Regions from separate parts of the Homo sapiens genome. Here region 1 is linked to region 2. A link is an interaction called in ENCODE POLR2A ChIA-PET data of the cell type or tissue named here. Cell type or tissue: OCI-LY7. All regions are shown on one strand. Links, peaks and the distances in the headings refer to the core of each region. The heading gives the core; the rest is flanking DNA.

Evidence for each region. Peaks named below come from ENCODE experiments on the same cell type or tissue, not always from the same donor. Only the 100,000 strongest peaks of a DNase experiment are listed, where the experiment ranks them.
Region 1: POLR2A ChIA-PET joins it to region 2 with 7 read pairs; 4 of 35 experiments call an interaction of 5 or more read pairs at or near these places.

Annotation. Positions count from the first base shown.
Region 1 is chr6:154,704,777-154,712,830 of GRCh38, reverse strand. It overlaps the pseudogene LOC646274. Among named protein-coding and RNA genes, the nearest start is that of SCAF8, 25 kb to the left of the region's middle. RefSeq lists a silencer at 356-572 and an enhancer at 4,431-5,630. In OCI-LY7, for the core only: no CTCF peak of the experiment used is centred there; no DNase peak of the experiment used is centred there.
Region 2 is chr6:155,155,670-155,163,723 of GRCh38, reverse strand. The region is part of intron 7 of TIAM2 (TIAM Rac1 associated GEF 2); the gene reads right to left. Among named protein-coding and RNA genes, the nearest start is that of CLDN20, 100 kb to the left of the region's middle. RefSeq lists an enhancer at 3,961-4,130. In OCI-LY7, for the core only: no CTCF peak of the experiment used is centred there; a DNase peak (open chromatin) is centred at 5,033.

The sequences.
Region 1 (8,054 bases), core at 1,645-5,644, 450 kb after region 2:
GAGAAATATAAATCAACAGAAACAAGCCCAAGCCTGGGCAACATAACAAGATCCTGTCTCAAAAAAAAAAAAAGAAAGAAAGAAAGAAAGAAACAAGCCCAGAAATGACAGGCATAATTATAACAGCTATTCTAAATACATACATGGATTTAAAGAAAAACCTGAAAATAATGAAGAGGAATGAATGGAAACTATAAAAAAGAGCAAGAGCTGGGTGCAGTGGCTCATGCTTGTAATCCCAACACTTTGGGAGGCCGAGGTGGGAGGATCACTTGAGCCCAGGAGTTTGAGACCAGCCTGAGCAACACAATGAGACCCCATCTCCACAAAAAGTAAAAATATTTGCTGGGCGTGGTGGCACACACCTGTAGTCCCAGCTACCCAGGAGGCTGAGAAGGGAAGATCACTTGAGCCCAGAAGGTCAAGGCTACAGTGAGCTATGATTGCACTACTGCACTCCAGCCTGGGTGACAGTGAGACTCTTGTCACACACACACACACACACACACACACACACACACAAAAGAATAAAATGAAACTTCTAGAGCTAAGGAATAAAATATCCAAATTACTTCAAAAATTCAATTACTTTGGAAAATTAAGTAAATGGAGGATGAGGGTAGCCAGGTTTCTCACTGGTGGAGCGGGAGTTTACACATAAGCAAGTGAAGGAATACAGTAATATGTATATTTCCTTCCAAGGGTCTATTTCCTTAAGATGACCTAGAAGCAAAGATACCCCAGTATACTCAATAAGCACACCTAATGCCCAGATCTTGGTTTCTAAAACTACCGTCCAGTGAAAGAAACCAGGTTTCCTTGGAGAAATGACCGATTCTAGGACTGGGACACAGAATATATAAGATGAACCTGGAACATCTTGTAGTGCCAGAAAAACAACGAGGTGCTAAACACACATATCAGCACGCAATGAAGGGTACGTCAAAGCAACACAGGCGCCAACTGAAAGTGCTCCCAGTGGCCAAAGCAGAAACAATGTAAGAAATAAAAGTGGTTTTTGTTTTTGTTTTTGTTTTGAGACAGGGTCTCACTCTGTTGCCCAGGCTGGAGTGCAGTGGCACAATCTTGGCTCACTGCAGCCTTGACCTCCTGGGCTCAAGCGATCCTCCCATCTTAGCCTCCTGAGTAGCTGGAACTACAGGCACACATCACCATGCCCAGCTAATTTTTTGATGTTTTGTTGAGACGGGGTTTCACTATGTGGCCTAGGCTGTTCTCAAACTCTTGAGCTCAAGCAATCCTCCCTCCTTGGCCTCCCAAAGTGCTGGGATTACAGGCATGAGCCACTATGCCTGGTAGTTTTGAATTATAATCAAAATAATAATCACATTCATAGAATGAAGAATCAGTATTGTTAAGATGTCAGTTTTTTCCAAAATGACTTAAAGTTTCAATGCAATCTTTAAAAAAAGCAGTTCCTTTCCCCTAGTAATTGATTGGCTGATTCCAAAGTTTATATGAAAATGAAAAGGATTTAGAATATCTAAAACAATTTTAAACAAAATTCAGAGGATTTTACTACCTGATCTAACAGATTATTATAAAGGTAAAGCATCAGGACAATGTGGTATTACAGCATGAACAAACCTATATATCAATGTAGGAGATTGGAAAATCCAGAAACAGATACAGCCAGAAATATATCCCATAAATATAGATATAGCCATACATGTGTAGTTAATTTATTTTCTACAAAGGTAATAAGGTAATTCAATGGGGAAAGGATAGTCTTCAGTAAATGGAAATAGAAAAAACAGCTCTCCATATAAGGAAAAAAATGTGCCTCAATCCTTACAATACACAAAATCAACAGGCACACAAGCAGGTACAGGGAAGGAGGATGGGGCTGGGAACCAAGAGGACCATCTCATGGAGACCACAACCATTGCCACTTCTGACTACAGTAGTCTCCCCTTTATCTGCAGTTTCACTTACCTGCCATCAACTGGAGTCAGAAAATACTAAATGGAAAATTCCAGAAATAATTCACAAGTTTTAAATTGTGCGTTACTGTGTTGTAGTATAATGAAATCTCATGCCCTCCAACTCTGCCCTGCCACACCCACCACAGTGATCATCCGTTTGTCCAGCTATCCACACTGTATAGGCTACCTGCCTTTCAGTCAACTTAAGTAGCTGTCTCGGTTAACAGATTGGCTGTCAAGGTATTGCAGTGCTTGTGTTCAAGGAAACCTTTTGTTTTGTTTTGTTTTGTTTTGTTTATTTTGTTTTTTGAGATGAAGTTTCTCTCTTGTTGCCCAGGCTAGGAGTGCAATGGTGCAATCTTGGCTCACTGCCACCTCTGCCTCCCGGGTTCAAGCAATTCTCCTGCCTCAGCCTCCCGAGTAGCTGGGGTTACAGGCATGCACCACCATGCCTGGCTAGTTTTTTGTATTTTTAGTAGAGATGGGGTTTCTCCATGTTGGTCAGACTGGTCTTGAACTCCTGACCTCAGGTGATCCACCTGCCTCGGCCTCCCAAAGTGTTGGGATTATAGGTGTGAGCCACCGCGTCTGGCCTATAAATTATAATTTATCATAGGTATGTATGTATAGGGAGAAAATGTAGCATATATAGGTGCTATCTGAGGTTTGAGGCATCCACTGGGGGTCTTGGAAAGTATCCCCTGTGAATAACAGGGGACTACTGTTCTTCTCTGGTTTCACCATTCCTTCTCATTCCCCTGTTCATTTCCAGTTCTCTTCATGTGATTTTCTTTGGTTTGATTTTAGACATTGCTATACTATTTCTTTTTGTTGTTGTTGTTCACAGAACTTCAATTCTCTATTAATCACAGCTTGCTCACAAGAACATACAGGAAAATTGCACTAAGAGTAAATACGCAGGTGGCTACCTTCAGGAGTTGGGAGTTGGGTACTTTTAGTGGGTAACTGGTAATTCCCTTAGTTGGCATGATATTCTGCCCAGCCCCTTAACGGCTCAGCCCTCACAGATAATTTTTTTCAACACTTTTCCTGTTTGCTCCGAGAATACTCACTGGCAGTGCTTGTTGCTTCAGCATTTATCCTGAGATAACTTTGCCAGGAAATACCTCATTTTTATTATTTTCACATCATTCTTTGGAAACAAAAGACATCATTCTATTTATAGCATTCTGTTTTTAGTAGTGGTATTTCCATTTACAAAATATAATAATTGGCCATCACTGAAAATGTCAAATCCTAGAAAACATAGCATTCCTAGGAGTGAGGTTCACATCTCTGGAACAGTTGTTGGACAAAGATTCATTTAGTGAATCCGATTTTTCTGAAATAGATGATTCTGATGATTCAGACAATTCTAATGTTAGTTCTGCTTAGAAATAACTCCAAGAACAGTTTTTATATTTTATTTTTACATTGAACATCAGTTAGATTTGCTCCAACCTCAAAGAGCATGTTTATGTAAAATTAAATGAGGACTGGCAGCGAGCTGCACTTTTTTCTCTAAACGGGAAAAGGGTTAAAAGGCAGGACTGCTTCACACTGGGGAAGAAAGACCAGCTTGAGTAAAAGTCTGCAGTGTTTTTTATCTTGTTTGTGTGTGTATTTAATGCAACAACCAGCTCACAGTTTCAAAGTGGGAAAATATTCAGTCGCATCATGTACTTGTACTATTGGTAAGAACTTAAAATGAACATCATCAATCATGGAATCCACAAATAAGCTACCTGACACCATAAGTAATTCATTCCATCAGAAGAATGTAAACAAGAGAATTCAGCCCAGTTGATAAAGAGCAATTTCACAGATGCTTGAAACATTAAGATTTGGATTTGTGTTCAGCACTTTTAAGGTTCACCTCTTTGCTTCTACCCAGACTGATCTTAGATCAGTCTTTTTGTCCATCCCTTTCTAAAGCCAAAGCACACTGGTTGCACATAATCTAGTAGAAGCAGAAGTGCTATGGTTGGTGGTTTTATTATTATTATTATTATTATTATTATTATTATTATTATTATTTTGAGATGGAGTCTTGCTCTATCACCTAGGCTGGAGGGCAGTGGCACAATCTCTGCTCACTGCAAGCTCCGCCTCCCGGGTTCACGCCATTCTCCTGCCTCAGCCTCCCAAGTAGCTGGGACTACAGGCACCCGCCACCATGCCTGGCTAATATTTTTTGTATTTTTAGTAAAGACGGGGTTTCACCGTGTTAGCCAGGATGGTCTCGATCTCCTGACCTCGTGATCACCCGCCTCACCTTCCCAAAGTGCTGGGATTACAGGCGTGAGCCACCATGCCCAGCGTTTATTATTATTATTTTTGAAACAGAGTTTTGCTCTTATCACCCAGGCTTTAATGCAGTGGCGTGATCTCAGCTCACTGCAACCTCTGCCTCCCGAATTCAGGCGATTCTCCTGCCTCAATCTCCCAAGTAGCTGGGACTACAGGTGCGTGCCATCATGCCCAGCTAATTTCTGTATTTTTAGGAGAGACGGGGTTTCACATGTTGGCCAGGATGGCCTCGATCTCTTGACCTCATGATTCGCCTGCCTCAGCCTCCCAAAGTGCTGGGATTACAGGTGTGAGCCACCGCTCCCGGCCTTGTTTTTTTGTTTTTTTTTTTTGTTTGTTTGTTTGTTTGAGATAGTCTTGCTCTGTTGCTGAGGTTGGAGTGCGGTGGCATGATCTCTGCTCACCGATACTCTGCCTTCTGGGTTCAAGTGATTCTTGTGCTTCAGCCTCCTGGGTAGCTAGGATTACAGGTGTGCACCACTATGACTGGCTAATTTTTGTATTTATAGTAGATACGGGTTTTCGCCATGTTGTCCAGGCTGGTCTCGAACTCCTGACCTCAAATGATCCGCCTACCTTGGCCTCGCAAAGTGCTGGGATTACAGGTGTGAGTCACTGCATCCGGCTCCACATTTTTTTTTTTTAATTTTAATTCTGCTTTGTTAATGAGTCCTTTGTAAACTATGTCATACATTTCCCATACCGATACTGCGTGACTCATTATAATATGGGCAGTGGGTTTACTGATGGTGCAGCATGCCGTACCCTCCTCCACTTCAGCCAGACTGTTGAGTCTGCGCGTCCTTGTTCCTGCGCACCTCCGCGGCGTGCCTCCTTTTCCTTCAGACATAGTAGCAGCTAGATTAGCCTCCTCATTTTCCTTAATTTTTTCCACTTTCAGGATCAGCTTTTCCTCCACGATTCTGCTGAAGGTGTCGTTTTCCAAAGCCTTCTCAAAGACTTCTTGCTTGTATTCCCTCCTCTCTGCCAATGGCTTCAGCACCTGGACCTCCTCAGACTTCCTTCTTTCCTCTGCAGCCTCCAGTTTCTTCTGGATCTCCTTCAGGGACAGGTCTTTCTCCTTAGTACAAGCTAAAGTTCAACGGGCTTCCCAGAATGGAGGTGGTGGCCTTAAAATCAGCTTAAAAGCCTGGCCAAAGGCACATTTGTTGATTTGCTTCACTTTCTTTCTTTTTTTTTTTTTTTTTTTAGATGGAGTCTCGCTCTGTCACCCAGGCTGGAGTGCAGTGGCCCGATCTCGGCTCACAGCAACCTCTGCCTCCCGGGTTCAAGAGACGCTCCTGCCTGTGCCTTCTGAGTAGCTGGAATTACAGGTGTGTGCCAACATGCTTGGCTAATTTTTGTATTTTTAGTAGAGATGGGGGTTTCATCATGTTAGCCAGGCTAGTCTTGAACTCCTGACCTCAAGTGATCTGCCCACCTCGGCCTCCCAAAGTGCTGGGATTACAGGCGTGAGCCACTGTGCCCAGCCTGATTTGCTTCACTTTCATTTCAATTAAGTATAGATGTTGATGTTGCAAGATTCCAGGTAAAAACAAGAGCAGGGCCACACCTGGTGGTTCACACCTATAATTCTAGCGCATTGAGAGGCTGAGGTGGGAGGATCACTTCAGGCCAAGAGTTTGCAACCAGCCTGGACCACATAGTGAGACCCTGTCTCTACAAAACATTAAAAAAAATTAGCTAGACATGGTGGCAAACGTCTGTCATCCTAGCTACTCAAGAGGCTGAAGCAGAAGGATTATTTGAGCCCAGGAGTTAGATGCCGCAGTGAGCTATGATCATGCCACTGCATTCCAGCTTGGGCAACAGAGCAAGACTCTGTCTCTTAAAAAAATGTAAATAAAAGCAGATCACTGATAAGATGGACAGCTTCTTTAGTTTGCTTTGTAGGCTAGACCTCATCTTACTCTTAATTCCAGTTAAAGCCCCTGCTGTGTTTAATGAGAATTCCACTATATCATACAGGTCATGTCCTTATTTTCTTTCCCCTATTGCTGTTTTAGCCATTGTAGGAATGTGCAGATGCTGGTGGTGCAGATGGTGGTGAAGGCAACAGATCTGCCTTTAGCAGCCGTTGCTATGTCCACATTCTACTGGACTACATTTCTATACAACTATATCCTGTCTTTATTTGGGTACCTCCTATTCATTTTTCCTTTTGTCTTCCTTTTGGTTAACTGGTAAATACATACAATAAAGAATTTACCAGATATAATAGGTATTTTTTTTTTTTTTTGAGATGGGGTCTCATTTTATCACCCAGGCTGGAGTGCAGTGGTACAATCTCGGCTCACTGCAACCTCTGCCTCCCGGGTTCAAACGATTCTCCTGCCTCAGCCTCCCAAGTAGCTGGGATTACAGGAGCCCACCATCACGCCCGACTAATTTTTGTATTTTTAGTGGAGACGGGGTTTCACTATGTTGGCCAGGCTGGTCTCGAACTCCTGACCTCAGGTGATCCACCCACCTTGGCCTCCCAAAGTGCTAGGATTACAGGCATGAGCCACCGTGCCCAAAAAAATGTTTAAAAGAACACCTATAAAACCCACTTGAAGGGGATCCCTAAGATCCACCCCTTACGTTCAATACAGTCTTCACTAGGAGGACTCGCAGGACTCAGCAACTGAGCACTTGGCTGTATTCACAGCTAAGATTGATAACAGTGAAAGGATACAGAGCCAAATCAGCAAGGGAAAAGGCACACAGGCAAAGTTTGGAGGAATCCAGGCACACACTTCCAAAATTCCTCTCCCAGCGGAGTTACAGGGAATGCACCTAATTCCCTCAATGCCGAGTTTTAAAAACATGTGTGAAATGTTGCCTATCAGGGAAGCTCATTAGAAATTCAGTACCCATGGTTTTTAGACGGGGCTGGTCACATAGCACCCCCTGCCTTCTACATAAAAATTCAAGACTCTCAGAACAGATGTTCGGCATCCACCACAGTGCCTGTACAAATAGTTCAGGCACAGTGAGATACTCTTATTAGGCAATGGTGGAAATCCTCCCAAAATTCAATTTCCCAGACACCAGCCAAGATCCAACCTTGAGAGCAAGGCTTTCTAAGGATAGCAGTCTCAGGTCTTCTGTTAATTTGTTCTGCTACCCACTTAACATTTATGTGCCTCCCAAATCCTATCACCCTCCATCCCAAACACCTCCCTCGTATCTCCCAAGGAACCGCACTATTAAATGCATATCTATTATTTTCTTGCTTTTTTCTACAGGCTTATTACACACATATACATATTTTCACACATGCATACTGTATGTATGCCTATGTTTGGTTTTGCAATGCTTTTAATCACATAACTGAAATAATGTTTAACTTTTTATTATTTTTTATTTTATTAATTTTTAATTAATATAATGCTTACAGATTAAGCCAGTGTGATACCTTTGTATTCAGGTATGTGTGTATACATATTATGTGTATTTATGTATTGAAAATAGGATATAATTTTTTTTTTTTTTTTTTTTGAGACGGAGTCTCGCTCTGTGGCCCAGGCTGGAGTGCAGTGGCGCGATCTCGGCTCACTGCAAGCTCCGCCTCCCGGGTTCACGCCATTCTCCTGCCTCAGCCTCCCGAGTAGTTGGGACTACAGGCGCCCGCCACCACGCCCGGCTAATTTTTTGTATTTTTAGTAGAGACGGGGTTTCACCGTGTTAGCCAGGATGGTCTCTATCTCCTGACCTCGTGATCCGCCTGCCTCGGCCTCCCAAAGTGCTGGGATTACAGGCGTGAGCCGCGGCGCCTGGCCAGGATATAATCTT
Region 2 (8,054 bases), core at 2,557-6,556:
ACACAAACAGATGCCAGATAAATAAAAGCAATGACTTTATGTTTCTGTTCATTCTGAGTAAATGACTCAAAACAATAAGAAGCAAATGGACTTCAGGGATAAGGACAAATAGAATTTTACTGAGTATACTCCTAAGTAAGTATCTTGGAGAATAACTGCCATCTGTACATCTAAATAAAATTAAAGTATATGCAGCTGTTTACACCACAGAAGTTACTATGAACTTCTTCAAAACTTAAGTCATGAGTTGGTAAAGAAATGCAGCCAAACTCTGGGAGCCACTCTCCTTTCTCCCAAAGATATAAAATGCATTACCTACAAGTATTACCTTCATGCAAAGATAAGTTATTAATAATAGGTGAAGAGAGGCTCTTGTGACTTGCCAACACAGGGACTCAGCAGAAGAACGAGAAGAACAGAAAGCTGTGATTCAAAAGCTGTTGAGCGCAATCTCAACACTCAAGAGAAGGTCTGTAAGTGAACGCTTGTAATCAAGGATGCAGTGTGAAGAGTTAGGTTATTTCAGGTGCACCAGTTGCATCTCTAGTTCTGCCATGTTGCTGAGCACCCAGACAGATCCTAGCCTTTCACACCAAGCTTTCTAGGTGAATCCTTCATTCTGGATAAATAATACTTTGAAGGATTTCCAACACTGGACACTCTGCCCCCTCCAGTCTCTCCCCATAGACAAGTATTACAAATTCTGGGCATTCCCCAGACCTTTTCCAAGTTCTCTGTAGCTATTTCTTAGGTTGGTCGCTGCACAACTTTTCTGCATGAAAGAAAAACAGTCACAAGATCTAAACAAAGAATTTCTTAATCATCATCATTTGTCAGCAAAACAGTGACATTCCAAGGTGCATTGAAACAATGTCAACATCCATAAAGAATTTAACCTCACTCAAGATCCTGTATACCCCTATTAGCAACGTGGTGGCCTACTGGTATCAGCCTTGAATGGACAGAATGACCTGTTGGCTTTTAAAAATGCAGATGCCCAGGTCCTACGCCTGAAGATTTTATCCATTAGGTCTGAGGCCTAGGAAAGTTTACATTTCATGAGCACCTTCTGGGATTCTGGTGCATGGCCTTATTACTGATGACTCCTGTTCTACGCTAACAAGACAGTTCAAATTGAAACTGCAAGTCTCTTCCTGGTCCTGCCATATTAGAGAATTCCAGATTTCAGAGTGATGGATGGGCACAAACTGACACCTTACTTAAGGTTCAGTAAAAACTATCATCTCAGTTCTGTTTCCCAAACATCTTCTCTCCAGATGATTCCTGAAAGTCCACAATTATAGATGGATTCCTTTGTCTTCTAATAATATGTAGATATTTCTAGATTGGATAATGCATTAAAGTTTATCACACTCATTTATGCCTCACTGTAAAACAGTTTATCAGATATTTTCTGAAGGTTGTATGGAGGGTGAAGATATAAGAGGAAAGAAAATGAATGAGTCGGCAAGGCACAGTGGCTCATGCCTGTAATCCCAGCACTTGGAGAGGCCGAGGTGGGCAGACTGCTTGAGCCCAGGAGTTTGAGACCAGCCTGGGCAACATGGCGAAATCCTGTCTCTACAAAAAATACAGAAATTAGCCAGGCATGGTGGTGCATGCCTGTAGTCCCAGCTACTTGAGAGGCTGAGGTGGGAGGATCTCTTGAACCCAAGAGGTGGAGGCTGCAGTGAATTGAGATCACGCCATTGCAGTCCAGCCTGGGTGACAGAGCGAGACTGTCTCCAAAAAGAAAAAAAGGAAAGAAAAAGAAAATGAATGAGTCACTGGATACCAGAAGGTAAAGATGCCCATGCAATCCATGGTGGATTAAAAAGACAAAAAAGGCCGGGAGTGATGGCTCACGTCTGTAATCCCAGCACTTCGGGAGGCCGATGCGGGCAGATCATTGGAGGTCAGGAGTTCAAGACCAGCCTGACCAACATGGTGAAACCCCATCTCTACTAAAAATACAAAAAAAAAAAAACATTAGCCAGGTGTGGTGGCACACGCCTGTAATCCCAGCTACTCAGGAAGCTGAGGCAGGAGAATTGCTTGAACCCCGGAGGTGGAGGCTGCAGTGAGCTGAGATCGCACCACTGCACTCCAGCCTGGGCAACAGAGTGAGACTCCATCTCAGAAAAAAAAAAAAAAAGACAAAATAAAATAAAATTCAGGTCTATGCCAATCACCACAGGTTGGGGAAGAAGACAATCTCTTGTATTTGCACTGAATCCTGTAGTTTTAAAAGTATTTTTAACAGCACTATTTAATGTACTTATGTGACTACACATCAAAGCAGTACTGAGAGGTAAAGACAGTTTGAGACCAGCCTGGGCAACATGGTGAAACCCTGTCTCTACAAAAAAATGCAAAAATTAGCCAAGCATGGTGGCATGCACTTGTGGTCTTGAGAGGCTGAGTTGGGAGGATCACTTGAGCACAGGAAGCAGAGGTTGCAGTGAGCCAACAATGTGCCACTGCATCCCCAGCTGGGGTTATCAGAGTGAGACCCGATACCCCGGCTCAGATCGGGAATGAGCACACAGGGATACACAGGGAATCATAAAGTTTTATCAGAAACACTTTAATAATCTTCAGCACTCATAGACCTCTCCACCCAAATCTTGGGACAAAATACAGGTGAATTCAGAGGGAGAACATGGACCCAGATGCTTAGGTTTGTTGGAAAGTCAACAGGGCTGGGACACCCCAATAGCCCAAAGGAGACCTTATAAAAATCAAGACGTTTGTTGTCTTGATTGTATCTTATTAAGTTTCAAGACAACCAGTATCTCAATAAACTGTACACTGTAAAGTTCATTTAAAATTTAATTTAGTAGAAAATGCAAAGGAAAAGTAACCTTATGACTTCTCTATTTCAACAATGTTCCTTATCCTTCTTAACCTTATCCTGACTGGAGTGATTTTTTGTTTGTTTGTTTGTTTTTGTTTTTGTTTTGAGACATGGTCTCACTCTGATACCCCAGCTGGGGATGCAGTGGTACATTGTTGGCTCACTGCAACCTCTGCTTCCTGCGCTCAAGTGATCCTCCCAACTCAGCCTCTCAAGACCACAAGTGCATGCCACCATGCTTGGCTAATTTTTGCATTTTTTTTGTAGAGACAGGGTTTTACTATGTTGCCCAGGCTGGTCTCAAACTCCTGAGTTCAAAGCGATCCACCCGCGTAATGGTTAATATTATGTACCAACTTGATTGGGCCACGGGGTGACCAGGTATTTAGTCAAACATTATTCTGGGTGTGTCTCCAAGGATGTTCTGGGAGATATTAACATTTAAATGGGTAGACTGAGTAATGCGGATTGCCTTCCCTAATGTGGGTGGGCCTCATCCAATCTGTTGACCACCTGAAGAGGACAAAAAGGCTGACACCCCCTCAAGTAAGAGAGAACTCCTCCTGCCTGACAGCCTTCAAACTGGGACACTGGCTTTTTTTCCCCCTTGGCTTTGGACTTGAACAAAACATGGGCTCTTCCTCAATCTTGAGCCTACCAGTCTTCAGCCTAGAACTACACCATCAGCTGTCTTCATTCTCATGCCTTAGACTCAGACTGGAACTATACCATTGTCTCTCCCAGGTCTCCAGCTTACTGACTTACCCTGCAGATCTTGGGACTTGCTCTTCTCCATAACTGCATGAGCCTATTTCTTATAATAAATTTCTCTCATTCTCTCCCTACACAAACACATACACACACACCTCTTCAGGTATACACACATCCTACTGTTTCTGTTTCTCTGGAGACCCCTGACTTATATACAGCCTTCATCCCTATAGATCTTTGTGGCAGAGTAAGCCATCTTTACTCACGTATCTATTCCATATTGAAAGATCATAGTCATCTTATTTTTAAGGTCATGGTTCTTTATAGAAAGAATCAGTTCCAGAGCTTAAATGAAGATCTGTGGTTAAATAATCAATATGAAATATTTGACTTTTCTTTCCACAGACTCAGCAAAGTTGTAGAGAGGAACTTGAAAGAGTATTCAAGTAAAAGTACGGTGAGGCCCCTGATTCAGAAGCTCGGGTTCCTTAGAGGGAAGAAGAGGTACAAGTGCTGGACCCAAAGGCTCACAACAGACCTTATAGTATTTAGAAAGGCTGTTAACATTCACAATGAAATTGCAAGGGACTTGGTATTACCATACCTTCATTTCTCAGCAGTTGAGACTTAAGTCCAGAAGAGAAGCAATTTGACCAGTCATGTAAAAAGCTCACCCTACCAGACTAGCAGACCCAAAGCCGATTCTGATGTGAACAACATGTAGGGGACAGGGACCCTCTCAAGTAGCTATAACGGGGCCCCTGATTCCCAGGTCTTCTGACTCATAGGAAGATACCTGTGCACTATCCTCATAGTGACCTTAGCAACTTTCATTTACATTTTTACCTGTCCACTTTATGTCTGCCCATATACCCCCAGGTATTCTACAGAGAAGGAGGTAAGACTACCACACTCTCACTCAGTGGCCCTATTCATATTGAACACTTTACATTTCAATATCCTACCAGCCTTGACATTCAAAGCCAGCCCAAATTTAAAGTAATGTTAACTTGAAAGAAAAACATTTTATAACAATTCTTCAGAAGGTGACATAAAAGAAAGACAAAGATACATATTTTAAAGGGTAAAGGAAAAAAAGACAATCTTTTAGCTATTATGTATGTTAGTTTAGAGATTCAGTACAGTTCAATGATAATAATCACCAAAATAGTAATGTATTACCTGACCACATTTATCAAGGTGTTTCTGGAGATATTTTTTTCTAACATCAAAAACTAGAATGCCTAAAATCAGTTCCTTTTAATCCAAGACATCCCACCCCCTTTTCCTAAATTCTTTAAATACTGATAAGTTTCTAGATGTTTCCTTATTATTTAAAGATAAACATCAAGATATGATATAAAAAGAAAAAAAAAAACACTTGCAGCCTGGTCAACGTGGTGAAACCCCGTCTCTATAAAAAAACACAAAACTCAGCCAGGTGTGGTTGGTGCACACCTGTAGCCCCATCTATGTGGGAGGCAGAGGTGGGAGGATAGCTTGAGCCCAGGAGGTTGAGGCTGCAGTGAGCCGAGACAGGGCCACTGCACACTCCAGCCTGGGCAACAGAGTGAGACCCTGTCAAAAAAAAAAAAGTAAAAAACATAACTTCTATATAGATTGAGCTTTTGTTTCTTTTAATGCCCATGCTCAAAACATAAAAAAGACAAGACTGAAAAAAACTCACTCTGAGAAGGTTTTCATTATCTTTCATTGTGAAAGGAAGTTACTAATAACAAAATTACAGGGGAACACTCCCATTTTTAAACATTGGCACAAATTCAATGCAAAATTTTCCTCTTTATTGCTAACACAGCTTTACTGATTTAATGAACTCAGAAAGGTTATGGTCTCCTGTAGTAAAGTGGGAGGGAGAGGGATGAAGCCTAATGCTAAAAATAACAAATGAATAATGATTTTTTTTTAAAAGATGACAAGTACATTCCTGCCACACCCAGCAGTCCTAGAAAAATATTTTCTGCCATTTAGTCATTTAATCGCAGTAGTCATTTGCCTATTACTAGGTTTGTCCCATAAGATAATTCATGTTTCTTTCTTGGTGTAAGAAGCTGAAAAACTCCCGTTCCATGCTTTCCAAATACTAAAACCTATCTTCACAGAAGAACCAGCTAGTGACATAGATGACACTCAAGTTTAACAGTATTTAGAACAACCAGCTAAAGTAGAGAGATTCGGTTTTGTTCTGTTTTCCTTTGAGATATAATTCCCATACCCAAAAATTCACTCAGTTTTATAATCAATGTAATTCCCATCAAATCGACCTGAAAAATCCAAGTTATAAAAACAAGTAAATCAAGGATTCTATTCCACACAAAACAATTCATCACCTGGTTTAGTTAGCAAGCAAAGCACCATCTGATTTACCCAAGTCTTACGGAGCAGTAGCGCCTATGAATTAGGAGCAAAGATTTGTGTCCAAATCCCAGCTCTACCACTTACCAGCTGTGTGACATTAGCAAATGCACTTCTTGGTGCTCCAGTGGCGCAATCAGTTAGTGCACGGTACTTATACGGAAAATGTACTTCTCGTCTGGGTGCAGTGGCTCACTCCTATAATCCCAGCACTTTGAGAGGCCGAGACAGGAGGATCGCTTGCACCCAGGAGTTCGAGACCAACCTGGGCAACATAGCGAGACCTCGTCTCTATTTTTTAAAAAAATTTTTAATTCTAAAAAAAAAAAAGAAAGAAAAAGAAAAGAAATATACTTCTCCTAAGGGTCTATTTACTCATCCAACAAACGGGTGCTATATCTACATCTTTACCTTGCAGAGTTATTGTGAAATCACATATGATAGTGGCCTAAGGCAGAGGCTCTGATAAAACAAGGAAGGGGAGCATGAGAACAAGGCAGGGCAAAAGGAGGCGTTCTGTTAGACGGGGGTGAAGCAGGAAGGCCTGGAACACTGGGAAGTGGGGTGGTGGCTGACTCAGAGAAGATCTCTGTTTCCTGCAGTACAGAGGACAGCATCCCTGGACAGACGAGACAGAGGTGCTTCCACACATTCACTAACTCAAGCAAGGCATCGAGGGTTCAGAGATAAAAAAACAGACACGGTTCCTCCAGGAGCACGTATTTTATAGCAGGAGCAACCTTACACACGAAGAAATCATGACAAAGCCATGGATGACAGCAGTGGCACAGACATGGAGAACTGTGGGAGGAGAGTGGGGCTCCCTGATGGAGTGGGCAAAAGGGCGATCAAGGACAGCGCCTTGGAGGAAGCGACCCCTAAACCCTTCATGACAGTCGAGAAGGGGTGAGCCAGATGAAGAGGGCGGAGGGGAGCAGGGCACATTTGTGCACAGCACAGGAGTCCTCTCTGCCTGAGGAAAAACCCAAAGAAAGGAGCAGAAGGGTGGGCTCAGGGAGTTGCAGATAAAGGTCAAGGTGGGGAGAGGTTATCAGGGACTTTATCTGGCAATCACAGGATCACATGTGCTTTTTATTTTTTTACTTTATTTATTTATTTATTTATTTTGAGACATATCACTCTGTTGCCCAGGCTGGAGTGCAATGGTGTGATCTCAGCTCATGGAAACCTCTGCTTCCTGGGTTCAAGCGATTCTCCTGCCTCAGCCTCCCGAGTAGCTGGGATTACAGGTATGCGCCACGACACCTGGCTAATTATTTTTGTATTTTTAGTAGAGACGGGGTTTCACCACATTGGCCAGGCTAGTCTTGAACTCCTGACCTCAAGTGATCCGCCCACCTTGGCCTCCCAAAATGCTGGGATTACAGGCATGAGCCACTGCACCTGACCCAGATGTGCTTTTCCGATGCAACCCAGTCTGGCTGTTGTATGGAAGATGCATCAGACGAAGGGCGAAACCGGAGGCTTCTGCAGTGGTACCGGGAGGAGAGAGTGACAGACAGTCCTACTTCCCCTGTCTACCTCTCACCACCTACCTAAAACCACACTGCATTTGCTCCCACTGTGCCTTGGCCTGGAAGACCCCTCTCTATTCTCCCGGTAAACTCCTCATTTTTCAAGAAGCAACTTGGCCTCCCTCCTCCAGGGTCTTCCATGACTGCACATGAGGCTATATTTCCCATTTCTGTCTTCCACAGCACTGGAATGCCACGTGCACTGAATCACTGTGTTATGTTGAAATTGTATGCTCAACTGTCTGTCACCTGCTAGACTGAGAGCTCAACTGTCTGTCACCTCTCTCTAGCAGGTGCCACTGTCACTGAAGGCTCTAGCACTCTCTCTAGCAGTGCCACTGTCACTGAGGGCAGAGACAGTGACTTCTTTGAGTCTCCAGTCTGTGCACATTTGCCTGACCCAGAGTATGCACCGAACAAACGCTCATTTAACTAAACCAAACATTCTTATTCTCCTAACAAAAACATTTCCAGGCTGGGAGCGGTGGCTCATGCCTGTAATCCCAACACTTTGGGAGGCCAAGGCGGGCAGATTGCCTGAAGTCAGGAGTTCGAGACCAGCCTGGCCAACATGGCAA